Linked DNA regions of Mus musculus: region 1 is linked to region 2. A link is a loop called in an ENCODE intact Hi-C map of the cell type or tissue named here. Cell type or tissue: left cerebral cortex. All regions are shown on one strand. Each heading gives the region's core, and the rest is flanking DNA. Links, peaks and the distances in the headings are about the cores only. Region 1 overlaps Abi3bp (ABI gene family, member 3 (NESH) binding protein). Region 2 has its middle 110 kb from the start of Impg2.

The links. A loop is a pair of places that touch in the nucleus more often than their neighbours do. Peaks named below come from ENCODE experiments on the same cell type or tissue, not always from the same donor. Only the 100,000 strongest peaks of a DNase experiment are listed, where the experiment ranks them.
Region 1: a loop joins it to region 2, with 2.6 times the contacts of the local background. A loop is called at or near these places in 5 of 42 quality-filtered maps.

Annotation. Positions count from the first base shown.
Region 1 is chr16:56,511,547-56,516,931 of GRCm38, forward strand. The region is part of intron 1 of Abi3bp (ABI gene family, member 3 (NESH) binding protein); the gene reads left to right. Among named protein-coding and RNA genes, the nearest start is that of Abi3bp, 36 kb to the left of the region's middle. In left cerebral cortex, for the core only: no CTCF peak of the experiment used is centred there; a DNase peak (open chromatin) is centred at 3,261.
Region 2 is chr16:56,309,135-56,314,519 of GRCm38, forward strand. No RefSeq gene overlaps it. Among named protein-coding and RNA genes, the nearest start is that of Impg2, 110 kb to the left of the region's middle. In left cerebral cortex, for the core only: a CTCF peak has its summit at 2,356 (motif pointing right); a DNase peak (open chromatin) is centred at 2,349.

The DNA of each region.
Region 1 (5,385 bases), core at 185-5,184, 200 kb after region 2:
CCTGAGTGAGGTAACACAATCACAAAAGAAGTTACTTGATATGCACTCACTGATATGTAGATACCCAAGATACAATTTCCAAAACACAAGAAAATCAAGAAGAAGGAAGACCAACATGTAGATACTTCATTCCTCCCTAGAATAGGGAATAAAATACCCATGAAAGGAGTTACAGAGACAAAGTTTGGAGCTGTGACAAAAGGATGGACCATCCAGAGACTACCCCGCCCAGGGGTCCATCCCATAATCAGCCACCAAACACAGACACTATTGCATATGCCAGCAAGATTTTGCTGATAGGACCCTGATATAGCTGTCTCTTGTGAGGCTATGCCAGTGCCTGGCAAATACAGAAGTGGATGCTCACAGTCATCTATAGGATGGAACACAGGACCCCCAATGGGGGAGCTAGAGAAAGTACCCAAGGAGCTAAAGGGGTCTGCAACCCTATAGGTGGAACAAAGATATGAACTAACCAGTACCCCCAGAGCTCGAGTCTCTAGCTGTATATGTAGCCGAAGATGGCCTAGGCGACCATCATTGGGAAGAGAGGCCCCTTGGTCTTACAAACTTTTTAATGCCCCAGTACAGGGGAATGCCAGGGCCAAGAAGTGGGAGTGAGTGGGTAGGGGAGCAGGGCAGGGGGGGTATAGGGGACTTTTGGGCTAGCATTTGAAATGTAAAAGAAGTAGGTTGGGCAAGTCATGAAGAACAAGCTAGTAACAAGCATTGCTCAGTGTTCTCTGCTTCAGTCCCTGCCTGTGTTCCAGCCTTGAGTTCCTGACCCTACCCCAATTCATTACATTCATTACAAGTAAAAAATTATTTTAAGTTCCTTGTGTGATAGTTCCAACATCTGTGCAACATCAATGTCAGGCTCTATTGCTTGTTTTGTTCTTTGCTGGTGTCGTATCTTCCTTTTTTGTAGTCTCACATTTATTATGATGATGGTAATGGTGATGGTGATGATGATGTGTGTGTGTTTATGGGGATACTTCTGCCACTGTGTACATATCAAAGCCAGAAGGTAGGTTTGTGAAGTTTGTTTTCCTTCTGTCTTAACTTGGATTCCAGAATCCAACCTAGGTTAAAAGGCTTGTGGGCAAGTGCTATCTCACTAGCCCATTAAAAAACAAAACAAAACAAAACAAAACAAAAAACAAAAAACAAAAAACAAAAAACAAAAAACAAAAAACAAAAAACAAAGAAAACCAAAACCGGCATCTTGTATAGGACCGCAGGGACCAAGAAAAGCAGCACACATTTTCTCTTGTTAAGCTGTTTGTGGGATGTATTGAGACACTAGGTTAGCAGTTTGTTGAACCGGGTTTGTAGTTTGTTGTTTCCATGGTTACACTCAGTGCATTATAAGTCTCAATTTCCTTCAACATTATTTTTAAAGTCAAGACTGACTTACTGGAGACTATTTCTTTTCTTTTTTTTTTTCTTTTTCTATTTAACCAGGGTTAGAGTTAATTAAGAAAGGCTTTTATATAGATCTAAGTAGGGGCTTTGAAAGAGAGAAAGATAGAGATGGAACGAGATAGAAATTGAAAGGAAGTGAGGACAGCTGCACCTCTCTCTCTCTCTCTCTCTCTCTCTCTCTCTCTCTCTCTCTGTCTCTCTCTCTCTGTCTTCTCATGACAAAATTTTTTTCCTCCCTCTCTTCTTCCTTTCACTCCATCATTTCTGGAATGGAGAGGTGTTATTTGTTATTTATTTTCAAACTGGGCCTTACTGTGACTTACCATGCCTGGTTTTGAATTCTTACATAGCCTACGATGAACTTGAATTCAACTACTACTGTGAACCCCATATTGGGGCTCTGCTTCTAGTCTAGTCTTTTCTTTTCAACCCCCCCCCCCCTCTCTCTCTCTCTCTCTCTCTCTCTCTCTCTCTCTCTCTCTGTGTGTGTGTGTGTGTATGCTTGTGTGTACTTGTTTGTCATGTCTCCATGCCCCCATGTGCATGCATACAGAGGCTGGAGGAAGTCAAGTGCCTTTCCCTATTGCTGTCTCCCTATTCTCTTGAGACAGGGAACTTCAGTGAATTGACACTAGCAGTTTCCTCTCATGGAATGCTGTCACACCTGGCAACTGTGAGGCTCAGTTCTCCTCTCTCATGAACCACACTTGGTGCAGTTACAAGTCTTTGAAGACTTGTAACTCTTCTTCAGATTTTACACAGAATTGTCGGAAATGATTTTCTCAGTCATGCTCTCTCCTGTTCTAAGTGGACACTCATCTATTACATAATGGCCACCACTCTGTGGCAGCTCACGCGTACCTATCAGAATGGCTTCAATGCACCTAGAGCAAATCTGATAAATGATTGATGGGACCTAAACATTCCTGAACTCACAGAGTCAAGGTCTGCCCAACGGTCTATAAATTTGTCTCAGTTTACCTCTAAGAGTGTATGTCAGGCCCAAATCATGAGTCCCTAGCTCTCGAGGGAGATTCTTTAGGAATTTATTAAAATTTTTAACTAACCAAATTCTTTTTACAAGCAGAAGCATCTTTCCTTGTGTGTTCCTATCTTTTCTTACACTTCAGGTCTTTCTATAGCCTTGGCTTTTATCAATTTTAAATATGATATGTGTTTATGCTTATCTTTCCACTTTTTATTTTCATTCTTATAAATCTGGCAAGGAAGTTCTCTTAAGCTTGTTAGATAGCACATGGAAATTAGAAGTTAAGTGTTTTCAAGAAGGTTTGGAACACACACACACACACACACATACACACTCCTGTATAGAACTGTGGATATGCAGAGAACTTTATTAATGGTAAAATTACTGTAGTTAAAAATTCTGAGTATGGCTTGTGTCTCTGGCTAAATATATCTCAAAGAACATTCTTCCTAATGAAGCAAGGCTAAGAAGAACATGTTTGTTTTCCTGGCTGTCGTGCCTGCCAGTTCCCCTGCCCTCTCCCACTCTCTCTTTTGTTTTCTGTTGTCTTGGTTGATTTATCATTATAGTGCAATCCACGTGTTTCCAATTAGGACTAATTCTATGATAAATCCCACCAACGCTAGCGAGCATGTATTCAGAACTCTGGTACAAACACTGTCTCACGAGCTGACCTATGAGCCCTTCGCCCAGGATGGGAGCCACACATGATTCCCCTTGGCAGGTGGCTTCCCATCTCGGGGCTTTTCCACATTTGTCTGCTGTTGCTCCGTGCTCACCGGCTGCTCTTCAGTCTTCTTTGCTGATTCATTCTCATCTAACCGGTTCCTTAAACTGGAGCGTCTCAGGATGGCGACATTGGATCTCTTCTCTTGTGTCCTAATTCTCTTGGTGATCTCATCCAGTCTCATGATTTTAGAACAATCTAAATACAACAAGCTGAAATTTCCTATCGCCAGCCAGGATCAGATCCATTGAACCGACTCCCCATTTAATATCTCTCCTTGGTTTTCTGACACCTAAGATCCAGCATATCTCAAGTGAGGTTCCAGAAAACATTGTACCCTAGCCTTTCTTCTGCTATGGTCTTTGCTAACTCCATTAGATACTCTGCCACCTTTCTGTTAGCTCACCTGAAGACCTCTAAAGACATCTGAGACTCTTTCCATTCTTCTCTCACGCATCAAATTCAGTGCAGTTACAAGTCTTTGAAGTTTTCTTTTTCAGATTTTACATGGGAATGTTTTTCTTTCTTTCTTTTTCTTAAAACTTATTCTTCTCTTACAATACATCCTGATGGCAGCCTCCCCCTACCTGCATTCTTCTCCTTCATGCTCCACCTTCCATTTCCCCAACATCCACTGCTCCTCCAGTTCCCTTCAGAAAAGGGTAGGCCTCCCAGGGATATCAGCTGAACATAGCATAACAAGATGCAGTCAGACTAGGCACAAATCCTCATATCAAGTCTGGACAAGGCAACACAGTAGGAAGAAAAGGGTCCCAAAAGCTGGCATAAATAAATAAATATCAGAGATACCCTAAACCCCCACTGTTAGGAGTTTCACAATAACTCCAAGCTAAACAACCACAACTCACATTCAGTACATACCTAGTACAGACTGATGGAGGTTCTGTGGTTGCAGCTCCAGTCCCTGTAAGTCCTTGCGAGGGCTGCTTAGTTGATTCTGTGTTCTCCTGGTGACCTTGACACCTCTTCCTCCTCTTCTGTGGCTAATAAAAGAAAATCTCCAGCACAAGGGGGGGAAACTACTCCCTAGAAAAAGCAAGAAAGTAATCTTTCAACAAACCTAAAAAAAGACAACCACATGAACAAAATCCCAACTCTAACAACAAAAATAACAGGAAGCAACAATTACTTTTCCTTAATATCTCTTAATATCAATGGACTTAATTCCCCAATAAAAAGACATAGACTAACACTGGTTACATAAACAGGACCCAGCATTTTGCTGCATACAGGAAACCCACTTAAGGGACAAAGACAGATACTACCTCAGAGTAAAAGGCTAGAAAACAATTTTCCAAGCAAATGGTCCCAAGAAACAAGCTGGAGTAGCCGTTCTTAATATTGAATAAAATCAACTTTCAACCAAAAGTTATCAAAAAGACAATTTGATAATTCATACTTACCAAAGGTAAAATCTACCAAGATGGACTCTCAATTCTGAACATCTATGCTCCAGATGCAAGGGCATCCACATTCATTAAAGAAACTTTACTAAAGCTCCAAGGGAATGTTTTTCTTAGTTATATTCTCTCCTATTCAAAGTAGACACTCATCTATTATGTTATTGCCTTCATGCTGTGACAGCTCACATGCTCCTTTCAGAGTAGCTTCAATGCAGCACCCAGAGCGAATCTGATAAACAAATGATTGGTGAGACCTAAACATTCCTGAGCTCACAGAGTCAAGGTCTTCCCAATGGTCTATACATTTGTCTCAGTTTACCTCTAATGGCTTCCTTCCCACATGTCTTCTCCAGCCATGTTCCTCTCTCTGGAATTCATGTCTCATGTTCCTTTCACCTTGAATGTTCTTCTTTGACATACCTGAATGATTGGCCCCTTAACTTCCTTTGTGCCTTCTCAAGCAGAGGCTGTGCGTCTGCACGCAGTCACCCCTCCTAATCAGCTTCCAGCTCCATTTTCCTTCATGGTGTTTTCCAAAGTCTGCACTTGTCAGATTGCTTAGATTATGTGTTGGTAACTATCTCAACTCCTGATGGCTTGAAAACAACAGAAGCACATGTATTGCTCAATCACATGTTTATTAATATGACTCGCTTTCTGTTCTTTGTAATAACCAGGACCAAGGCTCCCCCTGGTCAGTGTATTCTGGCCAGTGCAGGAGGGAACGCTAGGAAACGTTCTTACACTAACAGTTCTCGATGCTAACCTGACCTCTTCCCTTAAGTGAATGGCCTAGTACTGAGGGTTAGTTACATGACCAT
Region 2 (5,385 bases), core at 208-5,207:
GCCTAGTCGGCCATCACTGCAAAGAGAGGCCCATTGGACTTGCAAACTTTATATGCCCCAGTACAGGGGAACACCAGGGCCAAAAAGGGGGAGTGGGTGGGTAGGGGAGTGGGGGTGGGTGGGTATGGGGGACTTTTGGTATAGCATTGGAAATGTAAATGAGCTAAATACCTAATAAAAAATGGAAAAAAAAAAGAATGGAATTGTCACTGTGTCACCTAAGGAACACACTTGTCCCTGGGAGCTTCCAACTCCAGAATTATTGCTTGTCATTGATATACATAACTTAAGCTGTAGGGATTGCTTTCTGTCTGGGGGCAGCATCCAAACAAGCCGACCATTTCCAAGCCCAAAAAGCCGTCCTTCTGTATTTCTTGTTTCTAGGACAACAGAGTTGTTCCTAGCAATTCATAATGAGGTTGTGGCTCTCTGTGGTGGTAGAGAAGAAAATATTAGTTTTGTTTCAGAGCCAGGAACAGCGGCACAGACACGAGCATCATGAAAGCAGAGACGGTATTCAAGTTAGAAATAATTTTGGTTTCCATCCCAAAGGTGAACCAGACTTCCTAAGTCAGTTTCTTCTAAAGACATTGAATTTGATTTGGTAAATGGAGGAAAAGAAAAAACATGTTTTCCTAGACTAAAGCTGTTCTTTAGGAAGATAACTTACACACACACACACACACACACACACACACACACACACACACACACACACAGAGTTGGGTTTTTTTTTTTTTATTTTGTTTGTTTGTTTTATTTTGATTTTGAGGCAGGATCTTGTTGTATGTCCAAGACTGGTCCAGAACTTACCAGTCAGCCTGATCTTAAATTCATGATCTACTCTGAAGTGCTAGGAATACAGGTTTTCTACACAATGTTGGGCTGATAAGTATTTTTATATACTGAAGCAATCACAATAAAAAATGAAAGGAAACAGGTATTATCAATTCTAATTACATTTTTATTTAGTTCAGTGGATATATTAAGATTTTTGTCATGTAATTATCATTTTATTGTCTTCAAAGTGACAATCCACCTCAATGAGAACTAAATGTAGTTCAAAAGCTCATAGCGACGGGCAGCTCAGTGGCTACCCACAGGACAACCCCATTCTCCTCTTGCTTTTGCACATGTATTTCATGCACCATCTTCCTTCCCCCCTCCTTAAAAATACAAATGTCTTCTCAGACACTGAACTTCTTGACTCTGGCCTTGCTTGACCAGAGAGGTTGATGATTATCATTTGAGCAGATGTTGAAGAATTTTGAATTAATGAATGCTCGGATAGGAGAAACCTACAATCTCTTTCAACCTGCAAGGTCTGTGATTCTGTGATCACCGAGAAAGGGATATGGAATTTCCAGTTTGGGAAGACCTTTTTCCATATTCAACATGCTATTCCCATCCATTATCTTTTGATTCGAAATTGACCTCCTCACTGCTTCCCGTATGAACAAATGGCTGATTCTAGAGTGCTGTATAGTTTACAAATCTCTCGAGAGCACGAATGTTTAATGTACATGATTTCTCAGTCTTAACAGTGAGCTCCTGCTGAGTTCTCACACTGAGCTGGCCTCTATGGGAGGAGCTGGAAGGAATAAATCACAGTCACGAGGTCCCAGGGCTGAGGGCTCATGCTATTCCCTAGTTCCTTCTCTTCCTTTTCTCTGGTTTCTGGAATCTCTCACCACATTGTTTGCTGTACATCAAGGTCAACTAACAAGCCTACTAATAAGAAAACCGTGGTCTGACATTGACTCCTGTTTGAAATGCCAGTCCTTCCCTGAAGGATGGATTTCACTGATGAGAAAAACCAAAATGGAAGCTCTCTGAACCTGATGTGACTGAAGCATTAGGAAGAGGAAGCTTTCCTCACTGCTGAGGAGACAATGTCTGCTGATGCTCAGTTCGCGTGCACCACTTGGAATTGTAATTTGCATCAAAAATTCCTTGGACGTCAGCCTACTGCTAGGTGGACACTTAATCTCTGTCTACTCTCTGATTCACCTTTTTGTGCCAGAGTTCTGGAAGAAATGAAGCCTCGTCTGAGCCATTGTTCATCAATTATAGTGCTCTGGCTTTATGGTGTGTGCAGAAATCATAGTGCCTTCAAATGTCAGAAAAACAAATGCTTGTGTGTGATAGGAAGAGAAAGGAGGATGTTAGCATAGTGGGAAGCCATTTCTAGAAACATTTTAGGGAGTTGGTTCTTATGATTCTGTCTATTAAATTTGAAACCATTCCCACTCACTCTTAGTTCTTGCCTGTCCCAAAGAATTTGGAAATTCAGATATTGAATTCCTCTGCACTGAACATATCAGGAGTATCTTCAACCAGCTTCATGTTGCCACCAGAGAGCAGCAGAGATTTATAGGTAGTTAAGGAGTGGCCCAAATACTAATAAGAAATGCTAATAACTGATCTTGATCATTAAATGTGGAAAGAAAGTAGCTGATAGGCAAAATGTTTACCCATAACCTGTCTCCACTCCTTCTCTCTCTGAGGTGTGTGTGCAACTATGTAAGTTCAATGATTGATTATATTAATTGGGGAGTGTTTTCTTTTATATGACTGTAACATGTGTGAAAACTATCCCCTTCTGCCCACCCACCCCATAGCCTGAATGATGGAACTGAAGATAATGACTCAAAGGCTTGAGAAAGTACAACACTGTATCTCTAGACCTGGGCGAAACAATTGATGTTCATATGCCAGATCAGATCTGCTGTGCGATTTTATAAAAAATTTCTTAAAAATGGCTTTAATAAAAATTTAAAAAATGGCTTTAATAATTGCACTTATTTTTTGTATGTGTGAAGCTCTGTGTGTGCCATGGTATGCACAGGAAAGTCAGAGGACAACTTGCAGGGCTCGAGGCTTTCTTTTTGCTGTGTGGGTCCTGGGACTGGAACTCATCATCAGCTTGTTGGCAAACAACTGGGCCATCTTGCTAGCCCTACAAAGAATGCCTTACTAGAATATCACCATACCCATTTTGTTCATTTTTTGTCTCTGGCAGCTTTGTGCAAAAATGGCAGAATTGAATAGTTTTGATTATATAAAGCCATATGGCTTGTACACTTTAAAGTTATTTTTTAAAGTAATTTTGCCATTACTAGGAAAAAAAAAACCCTTGCTCTATATTACATCTGTGTTTGAAATGTAAGTTTTGGGAAGTATGTAGAAGTAGGATCTGAAGAGGGAGTCTGATAACTGTGGCATCAAGTCCCAGGCAGTGAATCGTCCTTTCTCAGTCACATCTAGAGCAATAGTCCTTGCTCTGGGTGAGTCCATTCATAAACAAATGTGCTATGGAGAGCGTGGTGTTATTTCATGGGGCAGGACCTGTGGTCTTTTCCAGATACAAGGTTCTATGACCTTGTGATTATCCTTACTTTGACAGAGTTTACCAGTTACTATATGGAGGTCTTGCTAATCTGGGCTCCTTGACTTGTTTTTTGTTGTTCTCCTGGCTTCTGTCCTTTACTTAGGGCCTTACAGAACTCCACTATGGCTTTCAATGCAGCTAGCAGACTAATTTTTGAAATCTCTTCTCCTGCTGCCTGAGTATGTGCCAAAGGAAAGAAACATTCTTCTTTCATGTTCCTTTTCCTACTTTAGAATTTAATGCTGTGAACTAGAGAACTGTGTAGGTTGTGAAACCTATCAGGGAGATCTCCATCGAACCTACAGTTCCTGGAAATAGTCTTAATTTCACAGGAAAGAATAGGAAATAGGGTGTGGACAGTGTGTAGAGGCTTTACTCTAGATAGACCTCTCTGTCTCTCTCTTTCATCTACATTTGGAGATTTAGAACCTGAGTTCATTGATTTTTTTTTAATATATTACTTTTCAAAATTGAGTAAAAGTATTCAATGTCATGTTAAATATTAATGTAGCAGCTTTGATATTTTTGTTACTTCTTGTTAGAATGTCTTAGTCTGAACCAATATTGGTTTTCAGACTGGGAAAATTAAGAGGAGTATGTGAAATTAAAATATGGTGTTATACATAGATTATATACATTTTTAGTTTAATATATTTTGAAATTACATGTTGGTTTATTAACTTGAATATTCAATTGGTGTGACAGCTAGTTTTGATTGCCAATTTCTTACAATATGGAATTCCCTTATAAGAGTATTTTTTGTTATGGCTTTTATTTTGGTTTTAATTATTTGAGATGAGAGTTTTGATGAGGAATTGTCTAGATCAAATTTGCCAGTGGATATGTCAGTGGCAGACTATCTTCATTGCTTTAACTGACATGAGAAGAACTGCCCATGGTAGGAAGGGCTGTTCTCAGAGCTTGGGTCCTGGACTGTATATGTGTAGAGAAGGGGCTGCATAAGTAAACGTGCAAACATTTACTCTCTTTCTGTGTAGACTGTGGATGTGACCAGCTGCCTTGACTTCCTAGCAACAATGGACTGTAACCTGGAACCATGAGCTGAAATAAACCATTTTTAGCCTAAGCTGTTCTTTGTCAAGATAACTTGATCACAGCAACCGAAATGAAGCTCAAATACCTGGTAACCTAATTACTGCTGAGAAGACATGAGGGACAAAGCAATTGGTTAAATAGAAGATGCTCCTATGGAACTTAGAAGAGCATACCAAATACAAACAGGATCTAATGTAGTTTAAGTATTTACACTCATGAATTCTTTTTTAAGTACAAATATTGTGTAGCCATGATTTTTCACTATTAATGATAAGGTTTGTATTTCTTGATCTGTTCCCCTTTAATTTATAAAACATTCATTGGCAAAAAGGCTTTTAATTTTCCTAGAAATCACTGATCAGGTTTGCACTTTTGATGCCTAGGAGTATTTATAATGCAGATATATAGAAATGTGTCATTGGCTGCATTGTCCTAGGGGTCTTTAAATGTGTGTGGCTAAGTTGACAGCCAAAATCTGTGCCAGAGAAAGAACTCAATTTCGCATGTAGTTGTCACACATGATGTGGACACGAGGCCCTTGATGGATGGGGATGATGCCAGTGGCTTATATCTTACATCTCTTTTGGCACAAGTGTCCAGGTGAGTCCCATTATAGGAACACACCATTCCTACCTTTTTCCAGGACCAAAGATGCATGGGGAAAGTCTGAAATTAGAAGAGCTGAGTTCAAGCCTTTGCTCTATAACCTAACTAGGCAGCTTGAGAGGAGTCTCTTGACTGAGCTCTAGTGTCTTCATTAAAAAATATAGGTAAGACATCTACATCATGTATCTTACAGGATTGAAGAGAGTGACAAAATGCAACCTCAGTAAAATTCCTAGTAACCAATGCAAACCATACTGCTGCTAAAGTTAGAAAGAAGCCAGCAGCCCATGTACAACCACAGCCCATAGATGGATCAATGATCGTGGTAGCTT